Regions from separate parts of the Mus musculus genome. Here all the other regions are linked to region 1. The links are chromatin loops, found by intact Hi-C in ENCODE. Cell type or tissue: heart. All regions are shown on one strand. Region 1 holds the start of Map7d1 (MAP7 domain containing 1). Region 2 overlaps Stk40 (serine/threonine kinase 40). Region 3 holds the start of Stk40 (serine/threonine kinase 40).

Evidence for each region. A loop is a pair of places that touch in the nucleus more often than their neighbours do. Peaks named below come from ENCODE experiments on the same cell type or tissue, not always from the same donor. Only the 100,000 strongest peaks of a DNase experiment are listed, where the experiment ranks them.
Region 2: it touches region 1 in a loop (2.3-fold over the local background); 5 of 42 quality-filtered maps call a loop at or near these places.
Region 3: it touches region 1 in a loop (2.3-fold over the local background); 7 of 42 quality-filtered maps call a loop at or near these places.

The regions. Positions count from the first base shown.
Region 1 is chr4:126,254,934-126,262,933 of GRCm38, forward strand. It overlaps Map7d1 (MAP7 domain containing 1), which reads right to left and starts at 1,386. Exons shown (of 18, transcript NM_001347198.1): 1 at 1,084-1,386. The coding sequence starts at 1,129. Trappc3 (trafficking protein particle complex 3) reads left to right here and starts at 7,472. Exons shown (of 5, transcript NM_013718.2): 1 at 7,472-7,604. The coding sequence starts at 7,563. In heart, CTCF peaks have their summits at 1,592 and 4,267; DNase peaks (open chromatin) are centred at 1,388, 5,078, 6,048, 7,378 and 6 weaker places; H3K4me3 peaks cover 6,649 bases; H3K27ac peaks cover 7,465 bases.
Region 2 is chr4:126,109,679-126,117,678 of GRCm38, forward strand. The region is part of intron 1 of Stk40 (serine/threonine kinase 40); the gene reads left to right. Among named protein-coding and RNA genes, the nearest start is that of Stk40, 9.7 kb to the left of the region's middle. In heart, CTCF peaks have their summits at 1,155, 2,090 (motif pointing left), 3,037 (motif pointing left), 4,541 and 1 weaker place; DNase peaks (open chromatin) are centred at 283, 853, 1,293, 4,523 and 1 weaker place; H3K4me3 peaks cover 1,879 bases; H3K27ac peaks cover 3,065 bases.
Region 3 is chr4:126,099,657-126,107,656 of GRCm38, forward strand. Stk40 (serine/threonine kinase 40) reads left to right here and starts at 4,301. Exons shown (of 11, transcript NM_028800.3): 1 at 4,301-4,490. In heart, a CTCF peak has its summit at 4,228 (motif pointing right); DNase peaks (open chromatin) are centred at 2,965, 3,665, 4,205 and 4,905; H3K4me3 peaks cover 3,958 bases; H3K27ac peaks cover 4,659 bases.

The DNA.
Region 1 (8,000 bases):
TTTCCCTCCCCTTCCAGGAAGAAAGAGTCCTCCCTCCAACACGGGGCCCAACCAGAATTCTGTCCCCACCCCCTCGTCAGCTGCTCCCAGATAGAATGGGGTTTGCAGAAGTCCAGAACACTGGTGGTTGGTGGGGTGAGGGGTGGAAAGGAGAGCTTTGGTGGTCTAGGGCATTGAGACTCTGTGTGTGTGTGTGTGTGTGTGTGTGTGTGTAAAGCATCCAAAAACCCTCAGTCTGAGGGAATGATGTGGCATGTAGGGAGTGCCATCCTTGAGCGGTCACCTCATTCTACAGAGTCCGGCCCAAAGAAGTGACGTGGTGCCGGCAGACCTCTGTCACTCCTGTCCCAAATCAGACTGGGTGGGCTCTGAAGTAGGCCTGGCTTTTGGGAAGGCGGCCCACTCCCCAGCTCCCACCCGCGCCCCAAACAATACCGCCTCCCCCTCCCCCTCGCCTTTATCCGGCGGGTTACTTGGCAGCCACCGCTAAAGACCTCCCCCTCGTCTCCCTCCCCTCCTGGTCGGCCCACAACAGCAACAGGCCCTTTGCGCGGCAGCTGGACGGATGGGGTGGGGGCGAGGTCTGGGCCAGGGCCTGGGCGTGGGGGTACGAGGGCCTAGCTTCGGTATGCATAGTTCCAGACCTGAGAATCTGGTACCCTAACACACATATTAAGACTAAGGTCACACGTGCCCGCGGAGGATGGAGAAGACAGTAGCTCCAGCTCAGTAAAAGAGGATCTTCAGAGTCTGGGGTGGATCTCGAAGGAGAGTGGGGGTGGGGACGAGAGGATAGCACCAGGCTGCGGCAGAAGGGTCACCCCATCGAATCCCTAGCCGGGTTCCCACGGATCCCGATGCCCCGTGCTTCCCGGCGCGGAGGTTGGGGGGAGGAGGCAGCTGTCAGAAGATGCGTCCGTGGCCCGGAGCCTCGGCAGCGGCCACAGCCTTTATTTTTAAACTTCTAAGTGGTCAGAGGGCGCGGGGGGGAGGGGTCCCCGCCCAGCCGCCAGCCTCATCCTCGGCCGCCCTGCGGCTACTCGGTCCCCCTCCGGGCTCGCTCTTGTGTGGCTCCCGGCTTACCTGCGGGTGCGCCCGGGCCGGGCTCCACACGCGGGCCACTCTCCATGGCTGCGGCGTCACTGGAGGTTTTGGGGGAGGGTCTCAGCCGCGACGGCGGCGACGGCCGGAGGCCAGGACCAGGGTCCCGCGGCGCATCCCGCCCGGCCCGCCCAGCGGGCAAAGACCCAGAGGCGGCGGCGTTCCGAGTGGGAGAGGTAGAGGCCGGTGGCTAACGAAGCTCTGAGTAGCCAGCTACCCGAGGTCGGTCCTCCGCGACCGCGATTCTGCTCCTTTGCCCCGCGCCGGCCCAGTCCTGGTCGCGGCCCAACCCTATTGTACCGCCCGGGCTGGGCCTGGCCTCTCCGAATGTACCAAGTGCGCGGGGGATGACCGCCCCCGCAGTGATGGAGTACGGAGCCACCACGGGCACAACCAGAGGGCTCCGACACCGCCCTGCGATGCAGCTCCCGGAACTTCACGATGCTCCTTCTGTGGTCGCCGCAGGGCGGACGCCGAGCTGGGGGCACGCTGCTGGCCACACTGACTCCCCCTGCGGCCGCGCGTTGGTACGTGCCGCGCGCCTGAAGACTATGTAGGGAGCTCTCGGGTGACTCACCGGCCGCTGGGACTAGGGGAGTGGGGTGCTGGGTTAGGATCCCCTATTCTCTCTCTGGATGCTGGAGGCTCTAGCGTGCAGTCTAAATTCTCTCCCAAGCCTGCCTCAGACAAAAATCTTTATTGGGGGGGGGGCGTTGCAACGCCTGAAGAACGGTCTCATGGAGACTCCTAAAAGGGCTATCCTTTCTCTTTTCTGGTGATGGCTGCGAAGGCGCTTTTCCTCTTGCACCCTAGGGTTGGTGTCTTCTCTGTTTCTCTGGGAGTAATTACAACCCTGTAAGGCGCTTTACTCAGGTCTCTAATCTGCTGGGGCCCTCCCTGATCCAAACTGGGTGGTCCTAGCCTAGAGCCTCCCCTACCTTCATCAGAAGACCCCCATCCCCCGCCCCCACATCTCTCCAGAAGGATTTTTCTTTCCTACGGCTCGTCGCGATAAAGAGTAGTAAGCCTCACTTCACCCTCCTCCCCGAAAATACTCGGGGCTCTGGAGTGGGCTCTCCTATCTCCTGTTTCAATGCCCGCCCGCTGAGGTGAGGGCTTCGAGCCAAGTCGGGCTTGGCTTCGGACAGGGTGCAGGGAGCTTGCTGGGAAGGTGGATCGATAGTAGAGGTACTGGTGCAGAGAGGACCAGACTGGAGGGAGGAAGGAGGGGCCGCTGGGCTCTGCCTATCCTAGCCCTGCTCTTTGTCCTGACCTGGAGGTCATTTCTCTAGTTGTCCACAGATTAGGGCCAGGGAGGCACTGTCTCCCTGTCTCTCCTTCCCCTTCCTAACCACTGGACCCTCCTTCCTTAGAGCACCTCCACAGAACAGTCATTCCAAGGGAGAGGGCAGGGAGTACGATTCAGGGAAAGGGAGAAGTTTCAGGCAACCTAGCAGCAGTTTCTATCCCAGTAGTAAGTAACTGGCGCTTTGAACCCTGGGGGGAGGGGGGAGGGAAGATTCGCCCGAGGTGGAGGCTGAGTGACTTTAGAAAAGGATGGTGCTAAAGGCCAGCAACGAGAGTGACACGTCTCCTGAAACTCTAAAGTTGATAAACAGCAGTAGTGATGTGGGGGTGCAGTGCAGCCCACAGTGGCTGCCTAGCGTGCACTAAGCCCTGGGCTCGGATTTCCAGCACTACATCAAGCAGGCGTGATGGCACAGGCGTGATGGCACAGGCCGGCAATCTCGGCACTTGGAAGGTGGAGGCTGGAGGATCAGACTTTCAAGACAGGCTTCAGGGGGAAAAACAGCTTGGTGGGTAAAGGTGCTTTCAGCCAAACCTGATGATCTGAGTTGGATTCCTGGGACCCACATGGTAGAAGAGAACGAATTTCTGCAAGTTGCTCTCTGATCTCTGCACTCCTATGTAGAATTAAGAATGTACTTCATCCCGGGAGGCAGGTTTCTGAGTTCAAGGCTAATCTGGTCTGCGGATTGAGTTCCAAGACAGCCAGGGCTACACAGAGAAACCAACACACAAACACACACACACACACACACACACACACATAAATAAATAAATAAATAAACAAACAAAAGAAAAAATATATTTAGATTGGGACTCACTGTGTAGCCCTGGCTGGCCTGTAACTCACCCAGTGTACCAGAATGGCCTCCAATTCACAGAGATCCACCTTCTTTCTCCCTGGTGCTAGAATTAAAGGCACATGCCACCAATTTTTAAAAGTAAGGAATATAATAAAACTCCCTTTAAATAGTATTATAATATTTAAATAGTATTTATAATAATAAATAAAAACCCCTGGTTATGGGGCAATTTTGAGGGCAATTGGGATGTATGAGATATGCTTCACAATAAATAAAAAAATTAAATTAAATGGTGCCATGAAGTATTTTGAGGGTCATTGTAAAGATTAAGTAAGACAATGGAAATGAAGTACTTAGCATAGGGCCTGGTATATAGGAAGTGCTGAGTACATATGATGATGACGATGATGGGAACTCAGATATAAAAGAGGATGAAGATGACATTCCATATTTGCTGTTAGTCATCCCATCTGCAGGATGAGGTGATCACATGGATACTAGAGTCCATGGCTGTCTCTTGTGAATCCAGAGGTCTAAGGTTTACATTGTCCAGAGCTGGGCATAGGCTCGTACTGAGCCCTGCAGAGAACCCAACAAGGGACCAGCTGCTTGGGCTGGTTTTCCTCCTACCTCCCAGTCCTGGGATAAAAAAATGGGAGTGGTGAGATTCCCACAGTGGGGAGAGTTCAGGAATAAAGAGGGACAGTGGATTTAAAGGAGCCTAAGAGCAAGAGATTCCAACCTGGGAAAGATATGAAAACTGGAAATCTGCACTTGTGTCTGATCATCTAGGACTGGCTTTGGGGAGTTCTCTGAACTGGGCAGGGGTAGCTCAGGTGTGTGGTGGTTGGCTGCATCTTCAGTCCTCCACCAAAGGCATGTTTGCATTTACACAGGCACTCTGGAGGGCATTTTGGTCAGTGTTTAAGGACACTTTTTTTGTTACAACCGAGGGTGCTATTGGCATCCAGTGAATGTGAGACAAGAATATGGCTTTAAAAAATCCTACAACCCTGTCACAACAGAAAATTCACGGACACAGAATGCCTGAGGTACCAAAGTTGAGGAACCCTGGCCTCAGCCTTTAGTACTGCAGAGCAGCTGGGTATCTGAGAGGTAGCCAATGGGAGGGGCAGGTTTCCTGGCCAGCAACAGCTAGAGCATTCTGGCACAGCTGAAGGGCCTATATGGAGCCTGGGAGAATGCCTTTTGGGGAGCCAGGGCAGTGCTACAGCCCTATAATGCGTTTGGAGTAGGCAGGCAGAATAGACACTTCTCTTTTCTCCCTGTAACTGACCAGGAGCTCCAGCCCAGCAACTGATGATTAACAGATTTATTTATTTGTTTGCTATTTATTTATTTAGAAAAGACTGGTGCCTTTATGTTTAAGGGTATGAGGGGGCTCCACATGCCTTCTCAAAGAAAGTGCAATCATGGGTATGTGTAACATCTGGGCTGAAACCCCAAGAGGATATCCTGCCCATTCAGCTCGAGGCAGGGAACTTTGTCGGCCTCAGCTGCCCGGGGCAGTCTCCTCCCCCTCCACGGAAATAGACAAGAGCGAGTGAATCGTTAGTTTCTCCACCAGGCTGGGCTGGGGTTGGGGAAATTCCCTGACTGAAGATCAGGATGATGTCCCCTTGCAAATCGTCCTAGAAGGAAGGCAGGAGCCAAAACGCTCCCAATCGCCTAGTTTTGATGGGGCAGAGCCCAGGATGAACCCACCCAGTACTGAAGAAAACGGTTAGGAGATTTAACTCAGATACAAATCTCAGGACTAGGGCCTGGGATGCTGCCTCCACCCCCACAAAGTAGGAAGTGGGAGGAGCCTTTTGGGGGGCAGCGGAAAGTGCAGCCACCAGATTCTCACTCCCGCTCCACCCCCACCGCACAGCACAAAGAAGAGGAGGGGCTGTGACTTAGACTGCCTCTTAGCCTCTAGGGCCCGCGGCTTGAGACTGGGACTGGGAAAAGTCCTTCAGGGTAGTAGTGACCAGCTGCCTCTTTCTCTCCTTACAGCTCTTGAGGAGGAAGGGAAGAGCAGAAGTTCCTAGGCAGGAGGAACTAAAAATCTGTACTACAGAGGTCAAGCCTTTGGGTGTCTTAGAGGAAGTCTTTTTTCAAGCTCCTACTAGGGATGAGAAACAACTGGTCCTGGGGTCTCTTCTCCAATTTCCTTTTTTTTTTCCTTCTTCCTTCCTTCCTTCCTTCCTTTCTCTTTTTTTTTTTTTTTTTTTTTTTGAGACCGGGCTTCTTGTAGCCCAGGCTGGACTTGTACACGCTGTTTGACTGAGAATGACCTTGAATTTCTTACGTTCCACTCTTACTGCCTTCTTTTCTAGGGAACAGGAGATGAGGGTCGGGAGGGATATCTGGTTTCCTAAAAGTCTTACTCCCTACAGGTGGTAGAGAGGGAGAGGGAGGGGCTGGAATTCAAAATTGAAGGGAGAAGTCCAAGAACTTGGGGCCTGCTGTGTAGGGAGTTCTGTCTTGTTTGTGCTGGAGATGAGACCCAGGGCCTTGCCCATACAAAGCATGCGCTCTACTCCTGATCCCTGACAGCCACCCCAAGGAGTTTTCAGGTTGCAGTCTGAGCAAGGATGAGACCTTACAGATCAATACATGTGCCCCGCCCCCACCCTTAATTCAAAACTGATGACTCGGAGAACTGTCCCAAAGAAAAGGCAGGGCCAAGTTCGGGAATCAGAGGCAGAGAGGGGGGATAATGAGTCCGTGAGAAGTCAAGGAGAGGCTCCACCTCCAGTCTGTCCAGAACCGCCCTGCCTGACAGCAGGCTGGGTGGGGTCAGGCGGCTGCCTGTGACTGTGACTCAGGTTTCTGTGGGCAGCCAAGGCAGCCGGCAGGGAGGAGCCCAGACCGACTGACAGGCTGGCCAACTGCTGTTTTCACCTCAGCTGTCCCCTCTCCTGGGAATGAAGGAGGCTCTGGACTAGCCTCACTGCTACTCTCCCAAGGCTACAGACTTCTGTCTTCTTCTTCTGCTCCCTTCTAGAGACCCTCATGCAGCCTCCTGAGGTCGTGCCACAGGATGGAGAGTCAGGGATCTCTGCCTCTAGGGAGGCCCCGGAATGTCTGTACTACAGGGAGAAGGCTATAATAATGATTGGTCCTATAACCTCAGGGAAAGACTGGGAGAAACCCTTGCCCCCCTCCAGCCTTCTCCTAGCCTAGCTGGCTCAGTATCTGGACAGAGCAGTTGTCATGGTGAAGGCCGGGTGGTACACAACAGTATATAGTTGCTGCAGAGACAGACAAGCAGGCTGAAGCGAGGAGACCTGAATTCCAAGCACAGTGCCCACAGGGCTGACCACTAAGGAGAGACGGCCGGAGCCAAATCCAAAGGGCTGTGGTCAGTGATGACAGGGCTTTGCCTCTGTGAAGGGTAAGAAGGGTTTGGTCAGCTAGCACATTCCTCAACGATTGTTGGGCTGTGTTTGGATCTGTTGGACTGTCTTGATAGTGTAGCTCGAAGGGAATCACATTTCCTCTGTGCCTTTTCTGTGCCCACGATCTGTGCTCATGTCTCATTAATATTTACAGCAACTGAAAGAACTTCAGCATCTGGCCTCAGATGGCAAGCCTGGGATTAGAACTCGGCACTGAGTGCCACCACAGCCGGCATCTTGGTTTTTCTGGGAACTAGGCAGGGTAGCTGTTCTAGAGAAGGGACGGTAAGTGATTTGGATTTGTTAAAAAGGCCACAAGTGTAAGGATGCAGGGCTTGGCTGTGTTTGGGGTTTGGGAACAGATGGCAGTTGAAAGAGAAAGCCGTTAACTATCCTGACATAGAATATGTGGTCATGCAAACTTTTTATAATGAACTTTAGACCTCTGTGTGAGCCATCGCTAGTTTTTCAGGACATCCTGGGCGCTTCTGGAGCTGATCTGCAGCAACAGAAAACAGTTCGAAATAGGGACTTTCCAAGACCAGTCTGGGAGAGAGAAGAATTTGCAGAACATCACAGTGCCAGTCGTGGGGGAGGAAAATAAGGACACTCTGTGGACAATGTAGGACTACCACAAGGTGCGGATGCCACCTAGCGGCCATAATGGTGCAGCCACCCGGGCGCTGGTAGCATTCCGGAGCTGCAGCTCGAGCTGAATCACGGGTGGGACTTCCGGGTAGAACTGCCGGATGCTGTAGTCTGACTTTGGTCAGCCGAACCACAAGTCCCGGGGTCCTCTGCGCCACACCGCGCAGGCGCAGTGAGGAGGGGCCGGTCAGTCCTAGACGCTGAGGGGCCGCGGCTGGGTTGAATCGGCGACTCCCGGGGTCTGGGATCTGGGTTGTGAGGAGGTGAGGTGAGGCGGCACTGAACGGTGGGCACCATGTCGAGGCAGGCGAACCGTGGCACGGAGAGCAAGAAAATGGTAACTGAGCGCGTGACCCGGCGGGCCGGGCGGAATCGAAGCTTCCTGGGAAGGGGCCTGGTGCTGGCGCTCCAAGTGATTGTCAAATGAGTCCTGCTGTGAGCTGTGGGATGGGGAAGTCCCAGTGTGGGTCATTCCCTAGGCGTCCGGCGCTGGGGCAGCTTGGGGGGACCCCTGAGTTGCCCCTCCGCCCGCTACACCCAGGTCTCTCGGGGTCGAGTGCTAAACCAACAACAGCGACGGTAATCAATAACAGTACCAACCATTTACTGATCTCTTACTGTGCGTTTGGTGCTAGGCTATTGCTTCCATTATGTCATTATCACAAGGTAACCTCTTCTAGGTGGATAATGTTATGGCGTTTTACAGCTCAGTGAAGTTTATGGGACATCCAGA
Region 2 (8,000 bases), 150 kb before region 1:
GCCTCGATGCCCAGTTTCTGTGGTGTTGGGAGGTAGGCAAGTGCTCTCCCAGCTGAGCTACATCTTAAGCCCAAAGTTGTGAAATTTAACTTTGTATGGCTCTGATCCAAATGGCCTTGCGTGTAGGATGACGCAGTGCTTCTTTTTAAAGCCGTTGCAGACAATGTAAGGGAAAGTTGCATGTCTGTGTGCTCAGCTTGAGCTTTCCCGTGCCACTCTGAAAACCTGGGCTAGACACTGGCCTGGTTCCTCTCATGCATGTTGGTTCTGAGGACAGTCCCTCGGGGTGCACCATACTTGGGGGCAGTGCCACCACCACCCCCATCTCCAGGTGAGGAAGCTATGAGCCCAGAAACAGGTGTCCAGGTCACAAAGTAGACAGAAAGGTGGCTCTTAGGCACAGCCAGCCCTTCTTTGATCTCTTGTTGCTTTCTCTTTGCCTGATTTCAGCTATTTTGGGTGACAGTACTTGAACTCCATATGGGACCCTGTGGCAGCCGTGTCATTGGGCTGAGTCAACCCCACAGAGCAGTAACTGATATTTTGAGCTGAAGGGCCCCTGAGTCACATGCTAGGATCTTCCTTGCTGTGAGTTTCTTTTCTAGCCAGTGAGCTAGAGCGGACTGGTATGACAAGGGAGAGCTGTCAGTAACTTGCGCCAATATCCCTTCTTCACAAGGCCCCTTGCAGATCCAAGACCCATCACAAATGTCAACCAAGCCAGTGTGCTTGGCTGCTTTTCTGGATGGGAGATACCAGGCCAGCACAGCTCGAGAAAGAGCTATTAAGATTGTCCCCTCCTCTGACACCCACACGGCCTGACAGATTATTGTTGTCACGTCAGCTGCTTCCGGAGGCAGGGAGGAGGGGGTCAGCTGGTGACAGGACTGTCGACAATACCCTAGATCCCATTCTGGTGGCTTCTAAGAGTGACTGCTGGGGAAATGCCCTCAGGAGCAGCCAGCCCACTTGAGCACTCCCAGGGACTGGTGATGCTCTGGCTTTTTTCTAAAACTGCTCCGAGCCTACCCCGACCAGCACTTCAGTCTTCTAGTGGAGCCCATGGGGGAACTCCTGAAGGCTGTAAGTGGTGATTACACAATCTCCTCATATGGGGCTAATTTGTAAAGCCTGCCTCCTGGAGGAGACAAGAGCTGGATCCCCAGGCTGCAGAGTGGGCTTTTAGGTCCCTTCTGCGTCCAGCTGCAGTGCTCAGCATGACCAAGTGCTGCTGGGGACAGGCTGCCTAATGGCAGTGGATGTACTTTGGGGGAGCTGTGTAGGCCCTTTGCCAGCACCCCTCCCACTTCCCCCTGGCTGAGTCACTTCCTTTCTGGCTGCCGCAGGTATTCTCCCACAGGCCCAGAGCAGAGCCGCCTCAGTGGGTGAGGCTCGCTCTGTGTAGCCCTCACTAGTAACCCCCAGGCAGTACAGTGCAGCCAGCGTGGGGAGAATGAGGCAGTGGTATATTTTCCTAACAAACTGGAGCTGTGTGTATCCTCTTGCATTTACAGAGTGAGCAGAAGCGGCACTGTTGGGGAATAGTGAAGATGACAGCACAGGCATGAGTCTTTGTCACCAGGGAATCCTGGCTGGAGTCAAAGGATTACTAATCCATCTCCCCAGCCCCCCAGCCTCCATCCGGAGCACAAAGCAAGGGCTTCCGGTCGGTCGGTCGTTCCTTTGAGAGCAGGGGAGGACTCACTCCCCTTTCAGCCACACCTGTCATGCCATTCAGGTTTAAAGGGATAGCCCTGATGTCTGTCTCAGTCCAGTCAGGAGAAGAGAGCTGCCAGCTCCAAGTTCTGGTTTCTCTGTCCTGAAACAGACATTGGCTCTGCAGGTATAGTTTCTTGATAGGGCGCTTGTCTCTATGCTTAAGGCCCTGGGTTCTATCGCCAGCATTCTAACAAACAAAAATAGACGAATGAGAAAGTTATTAAAAAGAGGGGGCTGGAGAGATGGCTCAGTGGTTAAGAGCCCTGACTGCTCTTCCAGAGGTCCTGAGTTCAAATACCAGCAACCACATGATAGCTCACAACCATCTGCAATGGGATCTGATGCCCTCTTCTGGTGTGTCTGAAAACAGTTACAGCGTACTCATATACATAAAATAAGTAAATAAATTAAAAAAGAAAAATTAAAAAGAACCCAGGCAGGGCATGGTATTGAATCACTGTAATCCTAGCACTTGAAAGGCAGAGGCACAGGAGACTCACACATTCAAGGTCAGCATGGTCTGCATTCTGAATAAGACCCTGCATTTAGGGGGAGGAGGAAAAAGCCCTAAAAATGGATCCTAGTAATTAGCCCTTCAGGTACAAGCTGAAAATTCACGTGTCTGGAGAGATTATCTACCAGGTCACCTATACACACAACAGGGGCATTTGTCTTTCTTCTGCTAGCCCCAGGATAACAAGCTGATCTTTTGGACATCCTATGAAGGAAATGTTACCACTCCCCTTTTCAAAATGAGGAAACTGAGGCCCACAAAGGATTGACTGGGTTAACAGAGCAAGAGAAAGATGGAAGCTAAGGCCTGAACCCTGGTTTGCACAACCCCATGTTGGTCCTGCTCTCCTGTCTGATATTTGGGTGACTGCCCGTGGTTTGAAACCCTTGTTCCTGGGCTGTGAGTTCCTCTTGCTTTCTTGAGTATAGAGAGCAGATCTGTAGGGAGGCTGGCTATCTCAGGTGTGTGGAGACAGTTACAGAAACAACAAGCTTATGCAGATTTAGCATGAGAAAACATGTATTCCTGCCTCAACGTTTGAGTTAGTGACTTTAGGAGTCTCACTAATTTTTTCTAGGAAATATGCATGCTCCTATGTGTGTCAGGGAAGATCAGTTAGAATTATGTATTTGCAGCTGTTTTGTAAACTATAAAGCTGTAAGCAGGGCTGGAGAGATGGCTCAGTGGTTAAGAGCACCGACTGCTCTTGCAAAGGTCCTGAGTTCAAATCCCAGCAATTACATGGTGGCTCACAACCAAGCAACAATAATGAGATCTGACTCCCTCTTCTGGTGCATCTGAAGACAGCTACAGTGTACTTAGATATAATAATAATAAAGAAAAATTTTTAAAAAGCTGTAAGCAAAAGTCACTTAGAGATAATGTAAGAATGTAGAGCTCGCATGTGGATTCTGAGAGGTCTTGCATCTCTTACACAGGTTAGTCTGTCCCTTCCTCATTGTGGGGTTCTATACAGAAATGGGTTTGGTTCCATGATTGGGATGTCTTTCTGCTATTTAAACAACCCAGTGTAGACCATGTCCTGCCTCATGCATTTCTGACATGGGCCTTTGTTTCTTTTAGAGTAGCCCAGCTAGCTTTGACCCACAGTGATCCTCTTGTCTCAGCCTCACTAGTACTGAGGCATTTCTTTTTGTGTCTTTTCCTTTGGTGGGGGAAGGAGTAGGGGATTGTGGGGCAGCTCTCACGATGTAACCCAGGCTGGGCTCAGACTGCCTTCCTGACTCTACTTCCTGATGCTGGGATTATAGGCATGTGCCACTGCACAGTATGCCAGGGGATTTTTTTTTTTTCTGGTTAACCTGCCCAATACCAGCAGAGTTTTTGTGTCTGTTGCCCTGAGCTAGTAGACACTTCCTAGTCTGTCTGGCTCTGTTCTCATCTCAGTCCATTTCAGTCCCAGCCTGGCAGAGGGCACGATTCACCCGTGAAGAATAACACTTGTGCCTCCATACCCAGCTGTCTATCCCCTGCCCTGACACTGGCCTCCGTGCCTCGTAGATGCATGGCCTATTTTCTCTTGGCTTTTTGGCAGGCACAGGCTAGGCTCAGCTAGCAGAGTCAGACTTGCTCTCTGGGAGCCCACAGCCTGGGCTGGGGTGATGGTAAACAAACCAATAGTCACAGCCCAGTGGGAGGGTGCAGAGGTATGCTCTGGTGTTCTGGGTGGTAGAGAAGGCCACCTAGCCCTGGTAAATGGCTGGGAGTATCTGTTTTTTAGGTTTTTTTTTTTTTCGAGACAGGGTTTCTCTGTGTATCCCTGGCTGTCCTGGAACTCACTCTGTAGACCAGGCTGGCCTCAAATTCAGAAATCCACCTGCCTCTGCCTCCCGAGTGCTGGGATTAAAGGTGTGCACCACCACTGCCCCGCTTCGAGTATCTGTTGTAAGTGACAAGACACTTCAATGAGGACGGTGAGACGACAGGGAGGCCAGAGAGAAGAAGGGTAAGGTGAGACTGTTCATGGCACATACAGCTGCCATGACTCATGGGCTACATTTAGTGTCATATAAGGGCAGTAAGGTGGAGGAGGTAGCAGGTCTGGCAGCCTTACTGGAGAGCTTGGGTTTCTTCCTGAAAACTGGGAGACTTGCAGGACCTCTGCAGTAGATAGCTGCTGCTGCCGCCGCCCAATGGACTGTGTCTGTCCAGCCTGTTACCCAGTTAGCAGAGGCAGTGGCTTGTGTTTGATGGAGTGGTTCCTGCATCCTTTTTATCAGCCCGAAGGAGAGCAGTGGCTCACTGCTCTGCCCTTGGTGCAGAGAAGTGCCTAGGATGCGTTGCAGAAAGGCGCCACCAGGTGGTGGACCTGAAGATTACAGAACCCTCACCCCACCCCCCTCCTCCCACCCCCCCTCATTTCTTAGCCATATAAGACTAAATCAGTTCGTGACAAGCTGACTCTGCCCAGCAAGAATGAGGCTTCAGGTTCCCCTGCTGCAGTTATATACTCAAATCGGCCCCTTTAAACTTGTGAACTGAACCTTTAGGAGTTAGTCCAGCAGGTAGGACTTTGTCCTGTGTCTCTGAGAATACAATGCCAAACATCATGGTTGTTGTTCACTCCTAAACACTTGTATAACCCATATACTTTTCACTCCAGGAAGTGTAACTGAGGCTGGAGAGACGCTCAGTGGTTAAGAGCACTGGCTGCTCTTCCAGAGGACCTGAGCTTGGGTCCCAGCTCCCACATCACAACTGCCTAAAGTTCACTTCTAGGGTATCCAGTGCCCTCACACTCATGCATATGAGTAAAAAATGTAAATAAACATTAGGGAGAAAGTGTAGATGACACTACCATTGTCATATATTTATACATGCATACACATGCGCAAGCACACACACAGTGCGGGTATCTTTCTTCTTTGCTGGCTGCCTCTGTCCTTCATTGCCCCTTGCTGGTGCCTTCATTGCCTTTACTTGCTTTTACCTTGCTGTTTGTTGAGACTAGGTCTCACTGTGTAGACTTACCTAGGCCAGAAGTCAATCATGTAGACCACACTGACCACAAACTCACAGAGATCCACCTGCTTCTGTCTCCTGAGTGCTGGGATTAAAGGTGTGGGCCACCACCAAAGACTCACTTTGTGGCACATATTGGTCCAGAACTCACTTGTTAGCTGCAAACTCAGAACAGTCCTCCTGCCCCAGCCGTCCCTGTCATGCTGAGACTGCAGTCATGAACTACCATACCTAGTCAGTGTAGCCCCTTCTCTCTCTCTCTCTCTCTCTCTCTCTCTCTCTGTCTCTCTCTCTCTGACTCTCTCGCTCTCTTGCTTTCTCGCTCTCTCTCGCTCTCTCTTATCACCAGTCTGTCTTTGAACCTACTGTGTAGCCAAGGATGAGCTAGGATTGCTGATCTTGAAGTGCTTGTCTTTCCCTCCCAACCCCCTAGGTCCTGTGGTCACAGTTCTGTGCCTCCTCACCCAGTCTCAGCTTTTCTGTAACTCACACTGATGCTTTTGAAGCATACAGATCCATTTTGTTGAAAGGACCTCACCCCAGGGTTGTCCCAGTTTGGATTCACTTTGCACATTTTAGCTAAGGAAAAGTATCCTCTTTAATGCATCTTTGCAAAATGTGCCACACAGGGAAGCCCACGGCGCTCGCTCGCTCTGTTGTCAGCAACAGTAACGCCTGCCCTTTGGGTCAGACAGTAGCCTGCTCTTCTCCAGTTGGGGTGAATTTCACTGACCTTTGGATTGCTGCGTTGTTTTGAGGAAAGCGTGTGTCCAGAACTAGCCCCGCAGAGGCTTTCAGTGGAAAGGAAGGTTCAGAGCCCAGCGTGCATGCTTCCCCAGCCCTGCCCCAAAGGGCCTTAGGCTGGAGGTGCCACATCTTCAATTCTGGCTCTCCCCTAACCCCCACACTACCCCAACTGGAATGGCATGGTAGAACTGTCAGAGATGGCTTCATCACCTTGGTCAGCCCTTACTGTGTGCACCTCAAGCAGAGTAGTGCCAGCTAGTGTGCCAGTCCTAGTCTGCAGAATATAGTGTCTGCTCTCTGAAGGACCAGCACGCACAATTATGTGATGATGTTCTGTGCCTCCGCTCAAAAAAACAGGTGTTCCCGTTGACCCCCCTTCCCCCCAACAGCTGTGCCCAGCCTTCTCCAGCACACACCTGGCTCTCCTTTGTTCTGCCCAGCTGCCCAGGCTCTGCCCTTCTCCTGCTGAGCTAGAGGGCTACGCTCAGGCTAGCCACCAGTCCTCAGACCTATATATAATCTTAAGGCAGTGGATTGGACATCCCTCGAGCCTAGGTACCCTCCCACTTCTTCCTGTTCTCTCTAGCTCTCAGTCCAGTGACTGTCCCTTTTCCCTTGGACAGGAGAAAAATCTATGCTCAAGCTTTTGTTTGTCCTCACCCTGTGGCCCTGGCTGGCTGAGAACTTACTGTGTAGACGGGGCTGAACTCAATCTCACAGAGGTCCCTTTGTTGGGACTCTGTTGTAACTATGCACACACCCAACTGTAGGCAGGTTTCTAAGCACAATTTATCAAATGCTTGTACTATCTCAACAAGTTCTCTGCTAAACCTTTTGTGTGAGTTATCCCTCATAACTCATAGACAGCTATGGAAATGTGGAAGGTGTTATTCTCTGTAGATGTAGATGGAAAAAGAACCTTGCCCACAGCTTGTCACCAGTGACAGTGCTGGGATCACGTCTGCATTTGACCTACTCCAAACTCTTTGGTTGCCAACATATGGGACTGGGCTGGGCATGAGACAGCTGAAACTAGAGTCCTTTTGACCGAGATACATTATTATATCCAAGATGCTCTTGGTACCCTTGGGCAGTGATTCTTTTTTTTTTTTTCTCTCCCTTGGAGAATCCAGAGCAGGTCCAGACTCCTAACCGATGCATGGCAAATGAGATGCAGGGTGGGGGCAGGTTGGTCTTCTGCCCTCATTTCCAGGGCCAGGTGAGGAAGGTAGAGGTATAGCATCCCTGCCTTCAGTAGAAAATGCCAAAGGTGAAGACTGGAAGATACTAGGCTGCACGAATCAGGAGCATATATTCTTACTGCTTTTTTTGTTTGTTTGTTTTGGTTTGTTTTGGTTTCTGGAGACAGGGTTTCTTTGTGTAGCCTTGGCTGTCCTGGAACTCACTTTGTAGACCAGGCTGGCCTTGAACTCAGAAATCCACCTGTCCCTGCCTCCCAAGTGCTGGGATTAAAGGCTTCGGCCACCACGTCCGGCTTTTTTTTTTTTTTTTTTTAAACGCCCGGCTTTCTTACTGCTTTTTGACAGCCAGGAACCTAAGGGTTAAGAGTGGACCTGCTGACAGGGACAGCTTGCATATGAAATTGTTGGCTGATGTGACTTGGCAGAATGAACATAGTTGTTTGGCTACTAGTGGGCACTGGCAGCTGCTGACAAACATGGCTCCCAGCTGCTATGTTCACAGGCACACATACAAACATGTATGTATTCCCACAGTAAGTCATCCACTGCCCGGGACTATGGTTTGTTTCCCCGCCAGGAGGATTGGCCTTGTATTCTTTTACTCACTGTGTTGGTTTGCAGCATCATCCAACTCTTCAGACACCCAGAAGCCGCTTCAAGAAGCCTTGGCCCAGGCTGGGAGGTCTCTGTAATCCTGGTACCCCAGAGGCTGGGACAAGGAGATTGTTTTAATTCGGGAGTTCAAGACCAGCCTGGGCAACATGGAAAGATTCCCATCTCAAACAAGAAAAGTTGAGGAACTTGCGTGTGGATGTCTTCTGTCCATATGCAGGCCC
Region 3 (8,000 bases), 160 kb before region 1:
TTTTTATTACGTATTTTCCTCAATTACATTTCTGTTTGTTAGTTTTTGAGACAAGGCCTCCTGCGTCCCAGCCTGGCCTTGAACTCATGATCTTCCTACTTCCGCCTCCCAAGTGCTGGTATTGCAGGAGTGTGCCACTGCAGCCCACTTAGGTTTATCAGGTTCTTTTCTGCTCTTTAGGTCCTCCTAGGACCAGGTAGTTCTTGGATCTTAGATTAATTAGGCCAAATCTACCCACAGCTCCAGAGCTCTCGATCTCTGGAGGGTCTTGTTGCCTCGGAGAGGGAAGTGTGCTAGCTCCTGTCTCCTGGCAGTCCCTGCGTCCCAGCTGGAACACACATACATACAAACACACACACACACACACACACACACACACACACACACACACACACGCATGCACTCACGCACTCGAGTGCGTCTCATGCTCCCACATCCAGCTTTTCCATGGTTTTCTAAATTTGTTTCTACATAGGCATTCTTTCCATTTCTTCCTGAAGGTTGGGCTTTTGGAATTCAGAAACTAAAAATAGTCTCTGCATGCTGTTGTGTCTTCTGTTCCCTGAGGTAACAAATGGAGGGTGACTTAGCTGTGAACAAGAGGGGCCCAGGAGCTCCGGGGATAAGATGGCAGTGTGTTTCAAGATGGTACTGGAGTCTAGACTGTCATGGCATTTGCCCAAGCTTTCACATCCACCCTCCTTGTCGCTCCAGCCAAAGTGTCCGGGGGGGAGGGTCCCATTGATGGTAGAACCCCCAAGAGCTGAGTGCTCGAGCAGCGCTATCCATACCCATCTCTCATTCCTGGAGAGAAGAGGTTTTTTTTTTGGGGGGGGGGGGTGCAATCAATGTTTGAAGGAAGGAGACCACTGAAGTTTAGAATGCTGAATGGACATAAATATGTTGACTCATGCCAGAAACATGCAAGGGACAAGAGTATGCCCTCGTCTCAGCATGGCTGAGCAGGTGGGACTTAAACAGTCCAGTGAACTCTAGTCTGGCATCCCTGGCCAAAGGGTAGGCAGAGGTAACAAGGGTCCTCGACGTTCTCATTAGCATTCCAGGAAGACCCAGAGATAGTACATTTTGGATGAGAGCAGCTTAGATTCTGCAAGGGCATAGAAGTATACCAACAGCAAGGTAAGCATTCTAGGTCGCTAGTTCTGGTCATAAGCTTAATGGCTGTTAGCTAAGGTTGGAAGTAATCAGCTGGGCATGGTGGCCCATGCCTTTGGTCCTCAGAGGCAGGGGCAGGTGGATCTTCTTGAGTTCCAAGGCCAGCCTGCAGAATTGTAGGTCTGCCTATAGAGTGAGTTCTAGGCCAGGGATACATAGCAAGACCCAGTCTCCAAAGGTGGGAGGGCATGGCATGACGTTTGTTGGGAAAATGGTATTTAAAGGAAAACAAAACAAACAGTTTTTAAATGTCTCTCCAGAAAGGGAGGGGACTCCTCCCCAGCCAGTGGTTGAGTTAAATGGGAACTGCTGGGCAGCGTAATGGTGGTCAGAAGTCAACGATTGCTGTTGTGCCCTGTGTTGGGAGCTTGGTAAACCCCACGAAGGGGCAGAGCTGCAGGCTTATCCTATGTATGTGTATTAACAGCTTCATCAGACAGAGTTTGTAAACGTGATGGGCTCAAGGTGAACAACTGGGAATCTGAAGTTAGGCTTCCCTGCTACCAGAGCCCATCTCAACCCTGGCACTTTTATTTTGTTTCTTTGGTTTGTTTGTTTGTTTGTTTGTTTGGAGACAGGGTTTCTCTGTGTAGCCCTGGCTGTCCTGAAACTCAGTTTGTAGACCAGGCTGGCCTCGAACTCAGAAATCTGCTTGCCTCTGCCTCCCAAGGGTTGGGATTAAAGGTGCGTGCCACCACTACCCGGCTTGTGTTTGTTTTTTAACATGTGGTCTCATGCAGTCCAAGCTGGCCTTCAATTTGCTGTGAAAGAAGGAAGGAAGAGTGCCTTCACCTCCCAAGATACTGGGATTACATGTCGGGTTTATTGTAATACTAGGGTTGGGACTCAGTGAGTCACACACGCTAAGGCCAGCATTGTACCATCTGGGCTACTTCTCTAGCCACTGGGACTCTCTTCTGTTTCCCAGTACTCCTGGCATCCATTCTATTGCTCACCCCCAGTGTGAGTTGGACACTCAGAACCTGATACACCGCTGGATGTGGTGGTGCAGTCTATAATCCAGGCTGCTGGGGAAGTGGAGGTAGGTTACAGGTTCAAATCCAGATAGTACTATAGAGACTAGAGAGCCAGCCTGAGCAACTTATTGAAACTCTGTCTCAAAAACAAAAGCAGTGGAGATACAGCTCAGTGGTGAAATACCTTCTACCACAGAAGAGGCCATAGGTTCAGTCCCAGGTACCAAAAAAAAAAAAAAGCAAAACCAACACCAAACCTTGCCATACTCAGGCCTTGAAGCTTGGACGCAAAGAAGCCAAAACCCAGCTGCTAAGTAGGGTTGGGGTTCTGTAGTCTGAAGAAGCTCCTGGGGGTGAGGTCTCCCCTCCTTCTGTGATAGTCCAATCTGCCTATCTCTTTTCAAGAAGCCATCTTGAGCTGTTGTGACAGGTGTCATTTTGTTATGGCAGCACCATCTGCCAGTGAGCCAGAGTTGGAGAGCCAGCAGGAGACTGTCACCACCCATGTATGTCCCAGAGATCCATGAGTTGGTGTCCTGATGACAGTTTTTTTTTTTTTTTAATCTCCTCTGGCTGGCACTTTCTCCTCCTCTGCTTTGTTAAAACTTCTATATTTTGAGTCAGCTGAGAGCCTACCAGGAGTTGGAATGGTGGTGTCAGCGCCCAGTGATTCATCTTACTGGTAATTAGTGAACTGGAAAACCCAAGATTCATCCCTGTCAAAGGCAGGGCTTCCGGAATCCTTTTTCTCCTCACTTTGTCAGAGAGAGGAGCAAAGTGGGCCGGCCTTCTGGATGCCTGCCTTTGAGTCACGTGCCTCCTAGAGGTTCCCCGACTGAGACCAGTGGGCATCTATAGGGTGTGGTTAGCTGGATGTGAAACTCCTTGGGTCCTCCCATGGTTGGTGTAATGTGTTATCCCCACTTGGGCAGCCAGGATTTACACTGAATTACCTAGTTTGTAAGTGATACAATGGGGATTCAAGCTCTAGCCTTTTTGGAACCCACGAAACTTTCTTCAAACCACAGCCCAGCCATTATTAGCTGGGTGTCACGGCAGAGGTTACCCTCTCTCTCTGAGTGCTACCTTCTGCATTTGTTAACAGGTCTCTAAAAGTGCCTCATTTTGCATAAGACAGGGCCTTAGGAGCTGGTATCATTACTAGTTATTCAGCATTATCTGCAGCTGAATGGCCACCAAGCCAATCAAAGACATTAAGAAAGGATTCAGGCTGGGACTTCATTATGAAGACCAGCCTTCGGTGTCCTAGCAGGGCTTAGTCGTGTCCACGTGTGTCTACACGTGGATCCAGAATGACCCAGGGGAGGGAAGAGTGTCATCAAGTACACTTGTTAACTCTGAGACAAAGGAGTGGGACTATGGCCGCTGGTACTGCTGCCACCGAGCCCTTCTGGCCGCTTCTACACGGCAGTGGACGGAAGCCAGGATTTTCGAGGGCCCCCAGTGAGTCACCAGACTGATGCAATCCCTTTAAAGGGCTCATCTGCTGGTGCAAGAAGCTGATTCATGGAGGGCGTGGCTGCTGAAGGAGGAGAAAGGACGGAAACTGGCAGGAGGGAGTGAGGTAGACAGCCGGCTGAAGTCGTTCATTGGAACTCTTCACTGCAATCTCCCTGGACAAGACTCTAGGGATGTCCAAGATGAACTTGGCCATCTTTGGGGTTTCTGAAGGGCCTAAAGTGAAATGAATTGTGACAGTAGCGACAGCCAATTCTTGACTTCTCTTGTACCCAACTTCAGCACTTTCCCACACAAATTTCCAGAAGCCGAGAAATGGGGAGCAAAGAAAGACTACTTTTCTAAAGAATGCAGTGCAGTTGGCGGGTTTTGCAACCACTTAGAGACGTCCCCAACCCCAGCAAGGAGAGCATAAGTCGGTGAGGTTCTGCAGAGCCAAGGCGGACCGGCGCCTCTGTCCCAGTCCCACTGTAGATGTAGATTAGCGGTAAGTACCGCCCCCTGACTGTCCAATCACTTTACAGATTTCGACCCAGACTCCACCCAGAACCAATTGGCGATCTTATCTGGGCTTCCTGCCTGAAGGCTTCCGCCCATCCTGAAGATGGCGCACCAACCCCAAACTCAGGCGAGGGGGCGGGAGGCGGGGCCGAGAGCCTATGCGTCACTTCCGTTGTCAGGTGGCGGCGCCGCAGCCATGGAGGGAGGCGGCGGCGGCAGCTCTGGCGGCTGCGCTGGGAGGCGGCGGTGAGCGGCTCCCACGCCCCCGGCCCGGCCCCGGCCCCCGGGACGGAGCGCCGAGCAGCCCCGACTCTGGGCTGCGGACTATGGGCAAGGAGCGCTGATTCCCCGGGAAAGGTGAGTTCGGGGTCCCGGGACGCGGAGCCGGGTGGGGGCTGCGTGCTGGCGGGGCGGGCCACCGTGGCGGAGGGACCCCGGTGACAGCCCGAAGCTGACCGGCGCGACCAGAACGGCTATAGTGAATTCCCCCTCCGCCACTGGAGGTCTGTCCTTCCCGGCAGCGGGGGCGTCGGCTGCCGGGAGCCTCGGTCTTTTGCCGCAGCCCTGGGAAATGGGCACTGCTCGCCTTGCCCAGACCCACTCAACCAGTCATCGAAGCAGCCGGCGTTTGGCCCGCTCTAGTTTTTCTCCCAGAGAGACCCGCTCCTCCTCTCCATGCTTCTCTCCTGACCTAGAGAGTGACTTGAAAGTTAGAACGAGTCCCCAAGGAGAGCCAGCCAAGGTTTTCCTCCTGGAGCCCTCACCCGTTGGCACCAACACCATCGCTGCTGGGGAATTTTCACATCCTGGGCGGCGTTCAGGTGCGAGTCACAGCAACCTGCTTGCCAGATCCACGTTGGGCCGGTCTTCACCGTGGGAGAGCTTGCTGTGGTCAGTGTTTCACCTGCCATCCTGGTCAGGCCCGCCCATTCCTACGATGCTTGGCCCCACCTTTCAATCTTGGGTAGGAGCTTTCGGATTCCCGGTGGCTTCTCCGTCCACCCCCACTCCCCCAGGTTGTTGGCAGAAGGAAGAGCTGACAGCCACCTTCGGTGGCAGGATAGACTTTGCTCTGTTTTAAGTCACTGGAGGAAACCGGTTGGCTTTGCTGGTTTTGAGAATCATTGAGGAAGAGGGTAGTCACGCTGGGCTGGGCGCCTTTCCCTCTCGGCTGAGTAGTTTTGCATGAGATAAGGAAGAGCAAAATCCTATAGCCCTTATTTATAAACAACGTTGTGAGTTCCTCCTTAAAGGCCCTGTTATTTGATTGTGGATTAGACTATCTCTGCCAGAGATAGTCCCCATTCATTCATTCATTCATTCATTCATTTTTCTCATAACAAAAGGGCCCTGCCTGTAGAGCCTAGTGCTGTGTAGTATTCGTAGGCTTTGGAGGCTCACTCCTTAAAGCCTGGGATTAAAAGTGTGTGTCAACCTTGCTCTGGACTCCTTAAATTCAGATTCTGGTGCCGCTGCTTTCTGGTTGCCCGACCTTGGGTCATTTGTATTCGTCCTCATTTGCAAACCACTGGCCATGGTAAAAAGAGTCATTATGGAGAGTTGCGCTAACACCTAATAAAGAGGTTCTTATCCGAACTAGTTCACTGTCCAGCTAGAGGAAACTGACCTGCAAGCAGATAGGTGAAATGTGATCTACAAAAGCAACAGAAACTGAATGCTGAGGGAGCCCAGTGGGGAAGCTGCTAGCTCAGTCTGGGAAGCCTGAGCAGTAGTGACAGGAGGATAGTGACTGGAAGGACAGAAAGGGGGAGGGAGGCTTAGTCATGTAAAATGGGAGATGCTATTTGGAGAGAAGTACAGAGAGTCAGAGAGAGACAACCTTAGCTGTGTCAGTAGAGTGGTATGGAAGCCGACAGGGCACAAAGTAAAGCAATATAAGTTAATAAAAAAAAATGAACATCTCATGGATCATTTGGAACTTTGTGTCTAGTGCACAAGAGGCCAGTAAGCTTTTAGCTGAGGAGTGACAGGACTAGATCTGTATCTTAGATCGCATTCTCTGTGAGGAGTTGAGGAGGGTGAGAGAGCTAGACACTTCGTCAGAGACCATCACATGCTTCCAAGAAGAGAGTATAGACCTACTGGACCTGTGCTGAGAAGGCACCGTGTGGTCAGTGCTAGGTGGACAACCCCTTCAAGTGCTCCCCAAAGTGCTCTTCTCTCTCTGAGATCTCAGGTTGTTTAAGCTGCTGGCAATGGCAAGGTAGGACTTTCCTCCCAGATGTAAGGGGGGTTTCATTTTCTCTCCTGTGCCTTTAACGGAGAAGACAGTAGTTTGAAGCGGTTAAGAGCTTTTTTGGCTCAAACAGGTCTACTTCTAATCCCTGCTCAGCTAGCCAGATTTCTCACTGTAAAAAGACACAGTAGGACTTCTTCCGCAATAGGGCTGTCGTGAGGATCAAGACAGATGTTACAGAGTTAGGACTCAGCGTTCAGTGTGCAGTAGACGCTTGGTGAATGGTAGTTTTCGTGGCAAATGGCTAGAGAGCTTCTGGGACCCACTTGAAGCAATTGACAGGAGCTAGTAGAGCTGTGTCCCACGGAGCTGTTTGTTCTGAGGGGTCCCGAGAGCACGCTGCAGTTTATGTATTCTATCTGAAAAGAGAATGGGGCTTCCCCAGGCTGGACAGCGTCACTGCAGATGTGTCTCTCCCCTAAAGCCTTCTCTAGGAGCAGAAGCAGAGCTAGCCCTGGTAGTGTCGGGAGGCAGAGCAGACAGACCTCCATGAGTTCTAGTTCATGCTGGTCTATGTAGTGAGTTCTAGAACAGCTAAGGCTACATAAAGAGACCCTGTCTTAACCCTGCCCCAGCCCCCAGAAAAGCAGAACTACTGAGAAATAATATTGTTCGGCCTTGTGAGACAGGGTCTCTCTTTGTAGACCAGGGTGATTTCAAATTTGTGTCTGGGCTTACAGATTTGTGCCTCCACACTGGGCTGAGAAGTAGCATTTAAAGCATGAACTGGAGGGAATGTATGTCGTGTTCTCTGGAGTCCCCACTGATGAGCCTGCTCTGGAACCTGAGTTAGCCTCAGCAGGGAGGGTCACGCTGATGAACGTGTGCTCCACCATGCTTATGTGTGTGGTGGCTCAAGGTAGAGACTCTCTGCAGTACACCTGTGAATTTCCACGTGGGACTGCCACATGCTAGGGGCAGGGGCAAGGAAGAGGAGAGAGGGACAGGCACCCCAATCCATTAGCACGTGCACAGGTATTGGGGAGTCTTTCCCAGAAGTCTGTGCAGCATGAAGTACAGATCAAGGGAACAGAAGAAATGACCTTCCCGGGGATGAGGAATGGAGAGGGTTAGAGCGCTCTTAAGACTTTGAGGAGTTCTGGGGTTTTGTGAAGCACTCTAGGCCCCTAGGTAGAAGTGGTGGTGGGGGTGTGTGTGCACGCGCTCTCTCTCATGGTTTTGGTGCCACAGGGGTTCCATCACAGAATATAACAGGACTTGGCTGCAGGATATGCGGGAGAGAGAAACTAGAGAGAGAAGCGGGCACTCAGTGAAGATGTTTGAGCGTTGGTACTCTGTGGTGATGGATGCCTGCGTGCTGGAAATACCTGCATCTTCCAAAGAGCAGTCGGTGCTCTTAACCACTGAGCCATCTCTCCAGCCCCCTTTTTTTTTTCTTACTTATTTTTTGTTTGTGTATGCGTGAGGCTGCGTGAGTTTATGTGCCCTAGAGCTTGAGTTACAGGTGGTTACGAGCTTTCTGATGCGGGTTCTGTGAACTGAACCCAGGTTCTCCAAGGGCAGTAAGTGTTCTTAGCCACTAGGCCATTTCTCCAAACCCTGATTTTCCTCATACATAGAGTTTAGACCACCCCTAAGTACCTGAGGGA